Regions from separate parts of the Homo sapiens genome. Here region 2 is linked to region 1. A link is an interaction called in ENCODE POLR2A ChIA-PET data of the cell type or tissue named here. Cell type or tissue: PC-9. All regions are shown on one strand. Links, peaks and the distances in the headings refer to the core of each region. The heading gives the core; the rest is flanking DNA.

What was found. Peaks named below come from ENCODE experiments on the same cell type or tissue, not always from the same donor. Only the 100,000 strongest peaks of a DNase experiment are listed, where the experiment ranks them.
Region 2: POLR2A ChIA-PET joins it to region 1 with 6 read pairs; 1 of 35 experiments calls an interaction of 5 or more read pairs at or near these places.

The regions. Positions count from the first base shown.
Region 1 is chr4:55,375,452-55,383,791 of GRCh38, reverse strand. It overlaps SRD5A3-AS1 (SRD5A3 antisense RNA 1), which reads left to right. Exons shown (of 4, transcript NR_037969.1): 2 at 6,022-6,185. LINC02928 (long intergenic non-protein coding RNA 2928) reads right to left here and starts at 5,998. Exons shown (of 3, transcript XR_941060.4): 1 at 5,089-5,998; 2 at 812-875. In PC-9, for the core only: no CTCF peak of the experiment used is centred there; a DNase peak (open chromatin) is centred at 4,491; H3K4me3 peaks cover 941 bases; H3K27ac peaks cover 1,842 bases.
Region 2 is chr4:55,889,841-55,898,180 of GRCh38, reverse strand. EXOC1 (exocyst complex component 1) reads right to left here. Exons shown (of 19, transcript NM_001024924.2): 12 at 7,795-7,958; 13 at 6,759-6,866; 14 at 5,470-5,546; 15 at 4,401-4,629; 16 at 1,281-1,464. EXOC1-AS1 (EXOC1 antisense RNA 1) reads left to right here. Exons shown (of 5, transcript XR_941069.4): 5 at 7,655-8,340. Among named protein-coding and RNA genes, the nearest start is that of EXOC1, 40 kb to the right of the region's middle. In PC-9, for the core only: no CTCF peak of the experiment used is centred there; DNase peaks (open chromatin) are centred at 4,210 and 4,440.

The DNA.
Region 1 (8,340 bases), core at 308-8,307:
CAGCCTCCCAAGTAGCTGGGACTATAGGTACGTGCCACCATACCCAGCTAATTTTTTTCTGTTTTTTGTAGAGATGAGGGTCTCACTACATTGCCAAGGCTGGTCTTGAACTCCTGGATTCAAGCAATCCTCCTGCCTTGGCCTCCCCACATGCTGGGATTACAGCCATGAGCCACTGTGTCCAGCCAAAACTCCTAATTTTAATGAGAATGGCATCAATTGAAGGCATTGTCCCCAATTGCTTTGTGACATCAGTCCTGGATTAAATGCAAACAGATTTTTCCTTATGACAAATTCTGCACTATAGCCCACAGTATTATTTACTCTTTTTTTCTTTCTTTCTTTTTTTTTTTTTGAGACGGAGTCTCTCTCTGTCGCCCAGGGTAGAGTGCAGTGGTGCAATCCTGGCTCACTGCAACCTCTGCCTCCCAGGTTCAAGTGATTCTCCTGCCTCAGCTTCCCAAGTAGCTGGGACTACAGGCGTGTGCCACCACGACCAGGTAATTTTTGTATTTTTAGTAGAGACAGGGTTTCATCATATTGGTCAGGCTGGTCTTGAACTCCTGACCTCGTGATCCTCCTGCCTTGGCCTCCCAAAGTGCTGGGATTACAGGTGTGAGCCACTGCGCCTGGCTATATTTCTTTACTCTTAACATAGATTAAATGCCTATTACCTGATAGATTTTATATGGCACACATTAAGAACATGCATTTTCTTGCATTTCTTGCTCTTTTTCTACTCTCCTTAAGCATTCATAGGCAAGCATTGTCTACTATGATGGCTTATAACAAAAATCTGTAACACTCTTACTTGTGGTCATTGCTGGCTATGTAATTCGCTGAGCCTGGTGCCAAACGAAAATATGGGACCTCCTCTGTAAAAAACAGGAAAAAAGTACAGTTAAAGATACTAATGTAATGGGATAATAGTGATACTGGAGTAACTACATGAACTTAAACATTGCTAAACTAATAATTGTGATGTCATAATTTTATATAATACAGTAAACAATAATCATTCATTAATGTGATGTCCTATTATATTTTTCTGGCTCACTTTTCTGCAAATTCATCAAAATTTATTCTTTTCATTTCACTTTCATTTTCAATAGATATGAAATTTATGTCATACAATTTCTTTACCAATAGATAAGACTGAAAGCAACACCAGCCAGTCTTGGGAAATATAAAGTCACAAATAAATTTTGATAATTTTTCATTTCGTAAAGGATCTTTCTGCTGATGCAGCTGTTAAGAGTGTTTCATAAACTGTGACAACACTAAGGTAAATTTCTGATAAATTATTTTGAAATATAAATTTTAATACTTCTAGAGTTGTTGGTTCTTGTGGAATAATTTTTCTAAAGGGACTTAACTCCTTAGACAACTCAGTTTTCTGTAAAAGTCTGAATTTAATTTTAAGTATAAATTTACACAATGATATTTTAATGTTTCTGCAGACATAAGGAAATATTTCCTGAAACTTGTGGAGGTCTTACAAGAAACTGAAAGTGGCTTCATAATTTGTATATAATTCATAAGGCCTGTTTATGTATTCTGTCACTGACTCTTCAATTATAAGAAAAAAAACATGTTTAATTATCTTTCTGCCAAACAATTGGTTTGTACTTCCTAGGAAAATAGCATTCTTTTCTGTAGAATGTGACAATCTTTAAACTTAATTTCTGTTTCTAAGCCTGAGGTTATTTGCTTTGCCATGTTGTAGTAGTTTTCAAAACTAGACATTTTAGATCCTTTAAGAATTCTAATAACCCCCTGCTATGCTATGACAATATTCATGTATACACTTTTATTGTATACATGTTGTACTAATTTACTGAGAAGTTAGCAGAATGAGTTCCTGTCCCAGTACTCAGGATGGAGAGTTACTATTTGTGCAGATGATGCGGGGCTAAGCTCTGGCAAGGGACAGGCGAGCTGGTCTCCCACTGGTGGTCCTGGCAATGTCCATATGCAGAGCCCTTTCCTGTCTTTGGAGCCGCAGCCATTGCTGTCCTGACTGTTACTCCTGCTGCCCGCCACCATCACCACTGCAACTGGGCCCAGGTACTGGCTCAGCTGCACTCTGGACTGCCCTGAATCATGCACACATGCATGCGTTCCCCGCTGGGGTGTTTCCACTGCTCATGTGCATGCTTCATTGTCTCACTGGCTTCACTTACCAAACACAAATTCGAAGATAAAATCACTAAGAATTCCAAGACAGCAACAGCAGAGGATTAAACCAAGCATGTGCCCCTTCTGAGAGTGCAACTGCACAGCATATGGTCCTATAGATAGTCTATTAGGTGTCAGGATTTGGGCTTTGTGTAGAAGAGAGGATAAGGTGGTGAGGAAATGATGGGCACTGACAGATTTCCTCCATGATCTTAACTTAAAGCAATAGGTTGTTGATAAATCTACATCATCTTCATACTGAAATGAATGCTCTTTGAGAGCAAGAATCTTGTCTTATGCAGCCCTGTATTCCCCATGGGACCTACCTCTGTGCCTTCCATATAGCAGATGTTAAGTACGTTAGGTTGAACACATAAATTGCTATTCTTCTGTTTCAGAAGGGTAACGTGTAAAGAGTTGGAAACAGGTCCTTTTATATAAGGTCCTTTTATATATAAGGCATTATATAAGGCATTATATATAATATATTATATTTTTTGCCTTTTATAAGGCATTAAACTGATCAAAACTGGTATAAAAAATCTGATCTTCTTGTCTGATCCAGGAGGAGAAATATCATTAGTAAGCATTGTGTTTTCCGTGTTCTTTCCACAAATGTGCCCTGTATAAACTTCCTGAGTTTGGTAAAGGAGAATCCTTCTGGTTTTGCTTGCACATACAGAGAATCACGTGATGGATTTCATTTTTTCCCTTTTGTTTCCATGTCTTAAAAGCAAAATCATAGAAGGAAACTCTATGGACAATTTCAGATGGAGAAGAAGAAAGGACTGGAAGTTCAATTTGGCCATGACAATTAGGTGGGAAAGGGTGATGAAACTTATTAACCTAATAAGCTAAAGTACTTAAAGTAGTAAGAAGTAACTTATTAACCTAATAAGCTAAAGTCCATCCTTTTTCATCTATTACTATGGGCTACATTTTGCACTGAACATTATTTACGTTCACTGCATAAGGACAGAAAGGAGGGATAACATTATAGAGGAATGAGTTATTTCCCATTTACTGGATTACATGGTTCCTGTAGCATGAATTTTTTTTAACCTCAAAGATTTTACACAATCTACATGTCAAACATTCATGATTGGCTGGGCGTGGTGGCTCACGCCAGTAATGCCAGCACTTTGGGAGGCCGAGGCAAGCGGATCACCTGAGGTCAGGAGTTTGAGGCCAGCCTGGCCAACACGGTGAAACCCTGTCTCTACTAATATAAAAATTAGCCGGGCACGGTGGCAAGTGCCTGTTAATCTCAGTTACTTGGGAGGCTGAGGCAGAAGAATCTCTTGAACCCGGGAGACGGAGGTTGCACTGAGCCAAGAACGCACCACTGCACTCCAGTCTGGGCAACAGAGTGAAACTCTGTCTTGGGAAAAAAAAAAAAATTCATGATCACTAGTCATGCTATTAGTTAATAGCAGATCACAGGATTATAGGTCTAGATGTGAGGAAGCAAGAAATCTCCAAGTGCTGATTTTTTTTTTAAGTTTATAGGAAGAACAAATATTAAAGATCTAAGTCTCTAAGTTAAAGACTAATCACTGTCCTCTTCACCAACAGGTCTTAATCTTAATATTTTGAAGAGTAAATATATTTATTCCAATTCCCACAAATGCTGCATTTCTCTAATAAAACCTGAAAAAGGCTGGGTGTGGTGGCTTGTGCCTATAGTCCTAGCTACTCGGGAGGCTGAAGTGGGAGGATAGCTTGAGCCCAGGAGGTCGAGGCTGGTGTGAGCCGTAATCATGCCATTGCACTCCAGCCTGGGTGACAGAGTGAGACCCTGTCTCAAAGAAAAAACAAAACAAAAATCGAAAAACCTGACAAAAAGATGTGGATAAGATTGTAACAGTTTATGGATTCCTAAACGTTTATTTTGCCTTTCATTTTACTTCTTCCTTATGAGAATTGTTACCAGATTCTTGGTAATATAAATGCACAATTAGATGCATTTCACACGTCAATATAAACTGCATTCAATCTTTGAAAGAAAGATATTATTGCAATTCTGCAACAGAGTAAAGTAAGCCAGGAGACCTATTTACTTATGCAGATAACAGTAACAGAGTCATACATTTAATAAATGTTGAGTGTCTACTATATATCAGGCACTTTACTAGTGCTGGGGATATATCTGCAAACAAAGCAATAAAAACAAACCCAAAAATTTTTGCCCTCATGTAGCTCACATTACATTGAGGAAACACAGGCAAAAAATAATGTACCTAAGTGTGTTGGAGGCCGAAAGATTGAGGGTAGTGATCAACTCAGTATACCACTGGAGGCTATATGAGTAAACAGCAAACTGTTCTCATAAACGCAGAATGTTGGCAAACTGACAAACTGCGTCTGCCACCAGAAGGAATGCTGAGGGCAGTCACGCCCCAAGCGCAGTGTTTCTTGTGATTAGGTACTTCTGAAGCCTGTTAGTAGTAATATGAACCTGTGATCGATTAAGCAGCTGACCAATCGTTACCTCCTCCTCCCTGCTCTTTCTACCCAATAAATAAGAAAGGCTGTGGAAACTCGGGGGCTGCCTTTGCTCACTAGAAGCGGGGAGTTCTCTTCTTCTTTCCTGATTCCCCTTCCTTTAAAATAGTTTCTTTTGTCTTAAGTTTACATTTCTGCGTCCGTCCCTTCCTTCAGTCTTGTAATGACGGTCTCAAGCAGTAGCAGTGGCAGTCAGTCACATAAGTGAAAAAGTACATTGTAGAGGTTTATTTCTACAGAACAAACCACCTCAAAACCAGGTGACTCAAAACAATAAGTATTTATTATTGCTCACCAGAGCAAAGGGAAAGGAAAATGGAAATGTGTGTATGATAGAGAGAGAACGAGGAAGAGAGAAGGAGAGGTACAAGGGGGTTGGGTTGCAATTTTAAATAAGGGGATCACCTTATTGAGAGGGCAGCTGTGGTATGCAGCCTCTTTGATGGTCCCCAATAGTCTGAATTTCCTGGACTTCCTTGAGTATCCTCTTTCTTTGAGTATAAGGCTGGACCTAGTAACTCCTTTCTAACAAAGAGAATATGGCAAAAGTGACAAGACAAAATTTCCAAGATTAAGTTATAATGAGATTGTCTTCCTTTGTGGATGCCCTTGCTTGCTTGCTCTGATGGAAGCTGGGTACCACGTTGTGAGATGCTTTATGGAGAAGTCCTTCCATAGAGGCAAGGAACTGAAGGAGGCCCCAGCCAATGAGGGGCCTTTTTTTTTTCTTCTTTTTCTTTCTTTCTTTTTTTTTTTTTTTTTTTTTTGAGACAGGGTCTCCCTCTGTTACGCAGGCGGGAGTGCAGTGGCACAATCTTGGCTCACTGCAACCTCTACCTCCTGGGCTCAAGAGATCCTCCCACCTCAGCCTCCCAAGTAGTTGGGACTACAGGTGCAAGCAACCACACCCGACTAATTTTTGTATTTTTTGTAGAGATGGGGTTTTGCCATGTTGCCCAGGCTGGTCTTGAACTCCTGAGCTCAGGCAATCCACCTGCCTTGGTCTCCGAAAGTGCTGAAATTACAGGTGTGAGCCACTGTGCCTGGCCTGGAACTAGGGCCTTTAGTTCAAGAGCCCATGGGGAACTGAATCCTGCTAACAACCATGTGAGTGCGCTTGAAGGTGGGTCCTCCCTCAGTAGAGCTTAAAGATGAGACAACAGCCCTGGGGACATCTTGACTGCAGAGAATCCTTGAGGCAGAGGCACCCAGCTAAGTTGTATCTGGAATTCTGACCCCAGAAACAATGAGATAATAGATGTTTGTTTTTAGCTCCTAAGACTTGGAGTACTTTGTTACACAGCAGTAAATAACTAATACAGTGATGTTTGAACAAAGACTTGAAGAAGCTGAGTGAGAAGGCCATGCAGATATCTTGGAGAAGTGCATTCCAGGCAGAGGAAAAGCCAGTGCAGAGACACTGAAGCAGGGCATGACTGATGTGTATAAGGAGCATCATATACATGATCATCTACAGTCCACTGAGGAGAATAGCAGACGAGGTAATGTGTGTGACTGGGAGCCACAACATACTGGGCCTAGTGGGTTAGTAGAAGAACTTCAGCCTTACTCCAAGAGAAATTGGCAGCTGTGTTGCAGGGTTTGGGACAGTAGTGGCATGATCTCATTTATGTTTGTGAAAGATCACTCTAGCTTGTGTTGAGAATTGTCTGTAAGGTATAAGGGGGAAAGCAGGGAGCTCACTTAGTCAGTTGCAATAATCTAGGCAAAAAATGAATGAAAATCACGATGGCAGTTTGTAGAAAGATGATAACAGAGGTAGATTCTGGACATGCTCTAACTGTAGACCCACTGATTTCTGGATTGTGAAAGAAAAAGAAGAGTCAAGGAAGACTCCATGGCTTTTGGTTTGAGTAAGTGAAAAAACAGGAAGAATGTAGGTGGATCAGGTGTGGGGAAGAGGAAAATCAGAAATTTACCTTTAATCATGTCAAACTTGAGAACAGCTAGTGCTTTTCAAGTCAAGTAGAGCTGTTAAGTAGGCAACTAGATATATGAGTCTAGAGGTCAGGGTGATGTCTGGGCTGAATATATAAATTTAGAAGTTGTCAGCATATAAATAGTATTTAAAGTTATGAGACTGGATGAGATCACCAAGTATTGATAAAGAAAGGGACCCAGGACTGAGAACTGGGGCAATTCAACATTCAGACATCAGGAAACAGAAGAGATCAGCAGAGGAACCTGGGAAGGAACAGCCAGGGAGGTAGGAGGAAAATCCACAGTGTAGTGTCTCAGAACCAATTAAAGAATGCATCTCAAATGAGGTAACCAACTGCTACCATGCTGGGATGAACACTGAGAAACAACTGTCGGGTTTAGCAGCATGGTCGTTGGAGACCTTTTCAAGAGCAGTTTAGTAAAGTTCTGAGAGCTAAAAAAAATAAAATAAAAATAAAAAAAGTGACTATAGGGTATTTAGCGGTGGGAGGGAAAGGACTGATGTTAGTAAGAATAGACTAATCTTTCTAGGAGCTTTGCTGCCAAAGAATCAGCGAAATCAGGTGGTATCTGGTGAGGGAAATGGAGTTACGTTTTAAAAAGATATTTGGGGTCAGGCGCAGTGGCTCATGCCTGTAATCCCAGCACTTTGGGAGGCCAAGGCAGGTGGATTACTTGAGGTCAGGAGTTTGAGACCAACATGGTGCAAACATGGTGAAACCCCGTCTCTACTAAAAATACGAAAATTAGCTGGGCATGGTGGCACATGCCTGTAATCTCAGTTAGTGGGGAGGCTGAGGCAAGAGAATCGCTTGAACCTGGGAGTGGAGGTTGCAGTAAGCCGAGATCACACCACTGCACTCCAGCCTGGGTGACATAATGAGACTCTCTCTCAAAAAAATAAATAAGTAAAATAAATATAAAGATATTTGGGCCTGGTGTGGTGGCTCACAACTGTAATCCCAGCACTTTGGGAGGCCGAGGCGGACAGATCACCTGAGGTCGGGAGTTCGAGACCAGCCTGACCAACATGGAGAAACCCCGTCTCTACTAAAAATACAAAATTAGCTGGGCATGGTGGCACATGCCTGTAATCCCAGCTACTTGGGAGGCTGAGGCAGAAGAATCGCTTGAACCCAGGAGGCAGAGGTTGCAGTGAGTCAAGATCGTGCCATTGCACTCCAGCTTGGGCAACAAGAACAAAACTCCATCTCAAAAAAAAAAAAAAAAACATATTTGGGCCAGGCGCAGTGGCTCATACCTGTAATCCCAGCACTTTGGGAGGCCAAGGCGGCCCAATTGCTTGAGCCCAGGAATTCAAGACCAGCCTGAGCAACATGGTGAAACCCCGTCTCTACAAAAAATACAAAAATTAGCCGGACATGATGGTGCGCACCTGTAATTCCAGCCACTCAGGAAGGTGAAGCAGGAGGATCACCTGAACCCAGAGAGGTCAAGGCTGCAGTGAGTCGTGATCATGCCACTGCACTCTAGCCTGGGTGACAGAAGGGGACCCTGCCTCAAAAAGAGATTTGTCTTCTGATGAGAAAGCAGGAATGTTGAGAAAAGGGCAAAAAATTGATATAATAGAGGGAAGAATGGCCAATGTCCTTAGGTAGGTGAAAGGGAATCCAATCTAGTGCTCAAGAGGGCTGAGTTTTGGGTAGAAATTCAAAATTTGTTTACAGTTTCAGG
Region 2 (8,340 bases), core at 180-8,179, 510 kb before region 1:
AGCTCAAATGATTCTCCTGCCTCAGCCTCCTGTGTAGCTGAAACTCAGGGACACACCACCACGTCTGGCTAATTTTTTAAATTTTTTTTGTACAGACAAGGCCTCACTATGATGCCCAGGCTGGTCTTGAACTCCTGGGCTCAAGCGATCCCCCAACTGGTCCTTCCAAAGTGCTGCGATTACAGGTGTGGGCCACTGTGCCTAGCCACATTACTTTAGAATCAGATAAAGCAAAGCTACTTTGAATTTTAAAAGAAAAAATCAAGGCTGGACACGGTGGCTCATGCCTGTAATCCCAGCACTTTGGGAGGCCAAGGCGGGCAGATCACTTGAGGTCAAGAGTTTGAGACAAGTCTGGCCAACATGGTGAAACCCTGTCTCTATTAAAAATACAAAAATTAGCCAGGCGTGATGATGCCTGCCTATAATCCCAGCTACTTAGGAGGCTGAGGCAGCAGAATTGCTTGAACTCGGGAGGTGAAGGTTGCAGCGAGCCGAGATTATGCCACCGCACTCCAACCTGGGCAACAATTGGTGAGATGATTCCATTTTCTATCAATTTTTTAGCTTTTACAATTCCTGAATATATGCAATCAGATCATTTATTTCAGATGAAATGACATGTCCAGACTTTTCTGTAACTTAATTGTGGGATCTGACACAGGAAGAAAGCGAATTACAGTATTTCAGCACTAATTTCTCTTGTATTTTAGTACTAATTTCCTTGTATAGTAGATATGAAAAACTGAGTCCTAAATAAGTGAATTGATTTGCTTAAGGTTACACACACATCACAGCCCATCATCTCTAGAAGACCACTTGTTAAAATGCAAATGTAATCTGGAAGGTCATGTTTTTGTGTTTAAAAAATGATTTTCTACAAAAAATTAGCAGGGCATGGTAGGGTGCACCTGTAGTCCCAGCTACTTGGGAGGGTGAGGTAGGAGGATCTTTTGAGCCTGGGAGGTGGAGGTTGCAGTGAGCCAAGATCATGCCACCGCACTCCAGCCTGGGCGACAGAGTGAGGCCCATCTTAAAAAAAAAAAAAAAAGATTTTCAATTTTGCATAGTCATAAGCCCACATAAACCCTAAAATGTAAGTGGTTCATAATGAATACAAATAGGTTTTATTTTCCAAATTCAAGAAATCTTTAATGTTAGAAAACCTAAAAAAGATTATAAGATATACAAAATAATGAACCTATCTGCTCCCGATTTCTTAGTTACCAGAAATAAAAACAATAGCTATAACAATTCTTTAGAACATAACAAAAGCTTACCATTAACAAATACTCCTCTGATAAGTTTGGTGTATGCTTTATCCAGGTCTCCACGACGCTCAGCATTTTTGAAGATTGATTCTGCAAGTCCAGCAAATTCTTCAAATTCAGCAACAAATGGAAGAATTCCAACTTTACTCTTTTTTGAGATCTTTACTTCTTCCATTTGCCTTATTTGGTTACTCTAAAGTTAGGCAGAGAGCAAGGGAGATAAATAACCAAGCAACTTTAAAACTACATATAATCATAACAAAATATATAGATGGAGATATAGATATATACATAGATATCATAGAGGCAGGATATTATGTGGTACCTAGAACACTTTGGATGCTTACTAATTGAAGATGAATCAAAACAAGGATAACTAAGAAAAACTAATTCTATAGATAATAAAACCATTTTACAGTAAGTTTAAGAAAATCAAAATAATACAGATTATTTAAAACCATCTATAAGCTGGGGACGGTGGCTCATGCCTGTAATCCCAGCACTTTGGGAGGCCAAGGTGGGTGGATCGCTTGAGGCCAAGAGTTCAAGACCAGCCTGGCCATTTTCGTCTCTACAAAAAATACAAAAAAAAATTAGCTGGGTGGGGTCGTGCATGCCTGTAATCCCAGCTACTTGGGAGGCTGAGGAATGAGAATTGCTTGAACCTGGGAGGCAGAGGTTGCAGTGAGCCAAGATTGCGCCACTGCACTCCAGCCTGGGTGACAGAGCAAGACTGTCTCAAAAAATAAAATGAAACAAAACAAAATACAATCAAGGCCGTGAACTTCAAGTCTCTGTACAAAGTAAAAACAGTCAACACACATTTCTACCATTTATGAAAGATGAGTACAAGGCAATTACTGATTTTAGGTTACAGGAGAGAAGATTCCAGAGCACCTATAGGATCCCTCCGGGTAACTTCTGGTTGGTGGCCACGTGGTCAAGTTTGAGAACCACAGTCATTTCCAATTTTCGTCAGTCTAAAATTTCTGTCTGGATAGACAAACTCTCTATTTTCAGAGTACAGAAACAAAGAGGGAGGATAGGCATTTCCATATGGATTTGCATTATTTAATTTTCCATATATTTATTAGTCACTTAGCCTTAGTTCCACAAACTGCTTGTGCATTATATGACAAAATGCGAAAGAAATGTTTCATGCAGACAGAATCTTAGGTTCAAAACGATCCACGGATTCAATTATGGTTCTATGATTCTGAAGGGATCTAAATCTACTCAGTAGGAATGATTACACTGCCAAATACTTTTGTATTATTTCAGCTTCTACCTAACATTTCATTGTGTTGAGATTTGGGGAGTATAACTCAAAAACCATATGACACATGGATTAGAAAAATAATTATCTCTAGGCTTCTGACATTAGTATAAGAAAACCCTAAGAGTATAGTCAGTTATTTCATATTATCTGTACTAATGTTCTACTTCATCAGTATTGGTAACTGTGAGGTGAAAAACAGATGCAGTAGAAAAGGTAGTGGTAAGATTGCAGGTACTAGAACCAGACTTTCTGGGTTTGAATACAAGATCCATATTTTTTAACTGTGGACCTGGGGAAAGTAACTTCACCTCTCAAACAATCTACCTTATTGAGGGGCTGGGTTTAAGATTAGATGACATAATGTGTGCAAAGTGCCCAGACTTGTGCCTGGTACACAGTAAGCACTCATTTATAAATGCTGTCTATTGATCTTATTGACCAGTGTTCATAAATGAGAGATAAGATCTTATCAAAAATAAGACATTATTGAAATAAGATATACAGAAGTATGACAGGCAGAAGAAACCACCCTCCTCTTCAGTGGCAAACCTATGTCCTTTATATATATATATGCAACTTATGAGAAAATATGAATTTATATCTTTGTCTAGATTACCTTCTCTAGTGCCATGCCTTGAGAAGTGTTCATGAAGCATTTTTTAACCTGGCCTAGCCCAATTCATACATACAAGTATAAAAAATGTAATGGATAGATGGCCGGTGTCTCTTGCTTGTAATCTCAGCACTTTGGGAGGCTGAGGTGGGCAGATCACCTGAGGTTGGGAGTTTGAGACCAGCATGACCAACATGGAGAAACCCCATCTCTACTAAAAATACAAAACTAGCAGGGCGTGGTGGCGCATGCCTGCAATCCCAGCTACTCGGGAGGCTGAGGCAGGAGAATCACTTGAACCCAGGAGGCGGAGGTTGCGGTGAGCCGAGATTGCACTGTTGCACTCCAGCCTGGGCAACAAGAACGAGACTCCATCTCAAAAAAAAAAAAAAAAAAAAAAAAAGTAACAGATAGTAAGAAAGTTGTCAAATTTTTTTCTATTAGGAGGAAAATGATAATTGCTCAGTTATAACAATTTATTCCTAAAATAAAATACAATTATTAAAGCTACTAAACTATTAAAATAAATTAAATAATTAAAATAATCAAATTAGTTTTCTTACTAGAATGTATTAAAAGAAGAACAATAACAATAAACCCAAATGATTGTTTCAATTGTTTCATTAAATCAATGGTCATTGACTAATAAACTGAGATGTCAGTGATTCGGTAGATTTTTTTTTTTTTTTTTTTGACACAGTCTTCACTCTTGTCACCCAGGCTGGAGAGCACTGGTGCAATCTTGGCTCACTGCAACCTCCACTTCACAGGTTCAAGCAATTCTCCTGCCTCAGCCTCCCGAGTAGTTGGAATTATAGGCATGTGCTACCACGCCCGGCTAATTTTTGTATTTTTGGTAGAGATGGGGTTTCGCCATGTTCTCCAGGCTGGTCTCGAACTCCTGACCTCAGGTGATCTGCCCACCTCGGCCTTAAAAAGTGCTGGCATTACAGGTGTGAGTCACTGCGTCTGGCCTCCAGTGGATCTCTTAAGCAACTGGTGCCACTGTGCCACTTCCTCCAGAACTTGCCAAGATTCACAGTGTGGAATGGAAACTAGCTGGCATAGTGCCACCCAACTAACTCTGTTCATGTAGATTGTTGCCATGCCCTGCTTCGAGGGACATAAACAACAGATTCCCCAACAGAAAGCTGGAAATCCCTCGATTTTAAATACATTTACCTATATTTTGCAATGACTAGGATGCTAAGGTATTTTTTTAAAAAAGAAAACTTACAATGCATTTGTCAAAGTTCCTTTTGACAGTCACCAAAACATTTCCCAATGTAGTACTTAGGAAAGAAGCAGGGTCCACATTTTGTGCAGTCCACACATGATGACTCATTTTGACTAACATATAAAGAGAGTTAAAGCTATCAATTTTGTCTCCTAATGCAATTAGGTTGTTCAGCTCTGGCTCAATGCAGCGAAATATTTTAATCATCATTTGGCGGATCATATCTTTCCTGTTCAGAAAACAGACAAGAAGTATAAAGTTATAACAAGCTTCAGGTGAATTCACCGTTAACTTTAATCCACTGGGTATATACAAAAGGACAAAAATACCATAATTAAATTTCAATTAAAAATGTCTAAATAGCCAGGCGTGGTGGCTCACGCCTGTAATCCCAGCACTTTGAGAGGCCAAGGTGTGCAGGTCACCTGAGGTCAGGAGTTCAAGACCAGCTTGGCCAACATGGTAAAACCCTGTCTCTACCAAAAGTACAAAAATTAGCCAGACGTGGTGGTGCATGTCTGTAATCCCAGCTACTTGGGAGGCTGAGTCAGGAGAATCGCTTGAACCCGGGAGGTGAAGTGCAGTTGCAGTGAGCTGAGATGGCGCCATTGCATTCCAGCCTGGGCAGCAGAGGGAGACTCCATCTCAGAAAACAACAACAACAAAAAACAAATAAAAATGTCTAAATATGATTATAGTAGTTTTTGATATAAAAATATTTTACTGATGTTGGGTTTTATCATTTGAATTAGTTTTAATTTGTAAAGCTGGGTCATGAAATGTGCTTTGTGATTTCTAAGAAATACACTACAATTCAAAGGCTTCCCCCTACCAGCAAACAACAGACTGACTTCATCTTCTGTAAGTCCTGGAGCAAGGAAGAGTTGAAGAGCCATAAAATAGGCCCTATTTTAAATCAGTAAAACGTTTGATAAGACAATGGACACACATGCTGGTACTGTGAGTGCTGTCAGGCTACTGAGAAACATCTAGACCCCTCAATGAGCAGCACTCCACATTTTAAAGTTTATTTTTTCCAAAATAAACAATGATAGTAACAAAGACATACTCAGATGAAACAGGCAGTGGTGTGCCACAATTATGTTGCCGTGATAATGTTCCTCCATCCAGGTCCTCTGCTTCAGCCTGCAAAAATTATTCAGGCACTTTACATAATAAAAGACCAACAATTTGACTAGTATTGATATAGCAAAAGCCTGCTCAGTCTTAAAATTCCTAGGAAAGAATACATTATGAAAAATATTTTTAAAGGTAGCATTATGATAAAGCTAGCTATATAATTTAGTATGCTATTTAAGAATGTTCATGAGATACTCTTCTTAGGTTTTATCCAAGAACTTTTGTGGGGTGAGAAGTTGTATTTGTGTGTGCACCTGAGGGGAAGTAGGGAGGTACAGGAAGCTGAACGCAAGGTGTGGGAGTGGGGGCAGCTTGACAACAACCACCACAAAAATAGAAAACGTCCAAACACAACTTTCAAAAGAGAATTTAAAAAATTAAGGAAATCTCATCAATTATTCTAATAGAACTTCAGCATTAAAAAAATGCTATAAAAAATTCTTACAGAGGCCAACAAATAAACAAATTTGCCACCATTACTACCATAACAATGAACACTCTAAACCATTTATCATAATCCATTTCTCATTTATTTTATGACTGCTTTTATAAGTTGGTTGTCTGTGGCATACAATTTTGAGATGATAATTTAAAAAACACTTTATTTGCACTGTTTTTAAGTTCTTCAAAATACTCAAGAAACTCTCTCATCTTATTCTCTTATATGTATGCTACCAGAAAGGCATGCTGAATAGGCACTATGATATCTACTTTACAGAAGAGGAAAGCTGGGGATCGAATAACTGGCTTAAGATCTCATGGCTAGTTAGTAACAAAGCCACAAGGAAGGCAAATCTGAGGCCTCATTTTCTTTTATTTATCATTATTGTTATTTGGTATACCAAAGTGTATACACTCTAACATCATTTTAAAACATTATATTTATCTTGATGACTACTAAAATGTTAAACTAGCCTTTTAAATAATGTTCTTTGCAAAGTAAACTCAGACATTCCTCCCCCCACTAATTTAGAGAATATTTAGGCTTGTAATATTCTGAAATATTAAATTAGATGCCCAAACTTCATCTGTCACTGTTTTTATCATCTTGTGGTATTACAAAAATTCCTTACATCCTAAATCCTTACATCATAAAAAAATCCTTACATGATAAATTCTTTCCTTTTCTCTTCTGATCATAAAATTGTGACCACATATTAATTAAGCTAATTATATTACAGATCATAAATACTATCCAAAATACACTGTGAGCCATACCATAGTTCCAGGCATACTTTGATGTTGCTGTAGTTTGAAAAATTTACTTATGAAGTCCTGTTCTGCCAGACATAGGGGCTCCAGTTCACTTAGTACCTGTTCAAAGATCTGAAGAAAACCAAAGTGATCCTATAACGAAAGAACTGCACCAAATGCTTAAAATAACACTCCACATTTAATTTTCTTTTCTGCACAGACCATGGATCCATAATCTCACTAATCTATGAATTTATAATCTCAATGGAATCCCAAAAACAAACTCTTCCAAGATCTACAGGACAATGGTATTAGCAAGGTATAACAAGGCCACAAAATAAACCTAAAATAAAACTCACAGTTATTCACTTCACATCTGGAAAGAGGAGCACAAAGATCAACTTTTAAAACTTATTTATGGCCAGGCATGATGTCTCATGCCTGTAATCCCAGCACTTTGGGAGGCCAAAGCGGGCAGATCACTTGAGCTCAGGAGTTCGAAACCAGCCTGGCCAGCATGGTGAAACCCCATCTCCACTAAAAATACAAAAATTAGCTGGGTGTGGTGGCAGGCACCTGTAATCCCAGCTACCTGGGAGGGAGGCAGAAGAACTGCTTGAACCCAGAAGGTGGAGGTTGCAGTGAGCTGAGACTGTGCCACTGCATTCCAGCCTGGGTGACAGAGCAAGACTCCATTTCAAAAACAAACAAACAAAAAAACTTATTTAATTTAGTACAGAGAAAGGCCAGCATCACAAAAGCTTTTATTTCCTCTTACTTTTTAGGTGCCCAAACAACTTAGATTTGAGATATAAGCATTTTATGATTTATAACAAATTTTAATAAAGCTTTTATGCCATTTCATTGATAATTCACATTTTACTTGTCCTTTGACTAGTTTTTTTTTTTTTTTTTCCCAGATTCGATTCAGTTGGAAAGACATGGTTAATGCTTAAGAGAGCCAGAAGAACCCAAATCTTTGAACACACTTAGAGCAACCACAAACTGCTGTTAGAAAACTAATGTTAATGTTTAAGAAGTACTTGTTATTTTAGTTTACCTTATCAAATTTGGTCCTGTCAGCAACATCGAGATCAGAGGCAGACATGTTTCCCATATCCAACAGGGAAGATGACTGAGATCTGCGATTCCCTGAACTCTGAACACTGAGCTTATTTAGACTAGAAGTAGATCCAGTTAATTTCCCCGAACTTCCATGAAGACCTAAGAAATAATAAAACTTTGAAAGTTGTGATCTTCACAAATAAATGATCCAAAGTATAAAGCAGGGATAGATCTTCTATCTTCTACTGGCTTGATCTTCCAGGGCTCATATTAGTTAGTGCACAAATCTTCTATAAGGGATAGGTGGTATAGTTTCCTTATCTTCCATTAACATTGGTGTCCTAATTCTGAGCATATTGAAAAAAGAAGCGAAACTACACAGATCCATAGAACGGGACTGAAAGGGACCTTAAGGAGCATATTGTCTATAACCTGCCCATTTCATAAAGTCGCCTGGTGATATCGCTAGACTAAAGTAGATGAGGGTTTCTTTTCCATTCAAAAGGACAGGAATATGGATGAAGGTCAATGAGGACCACGT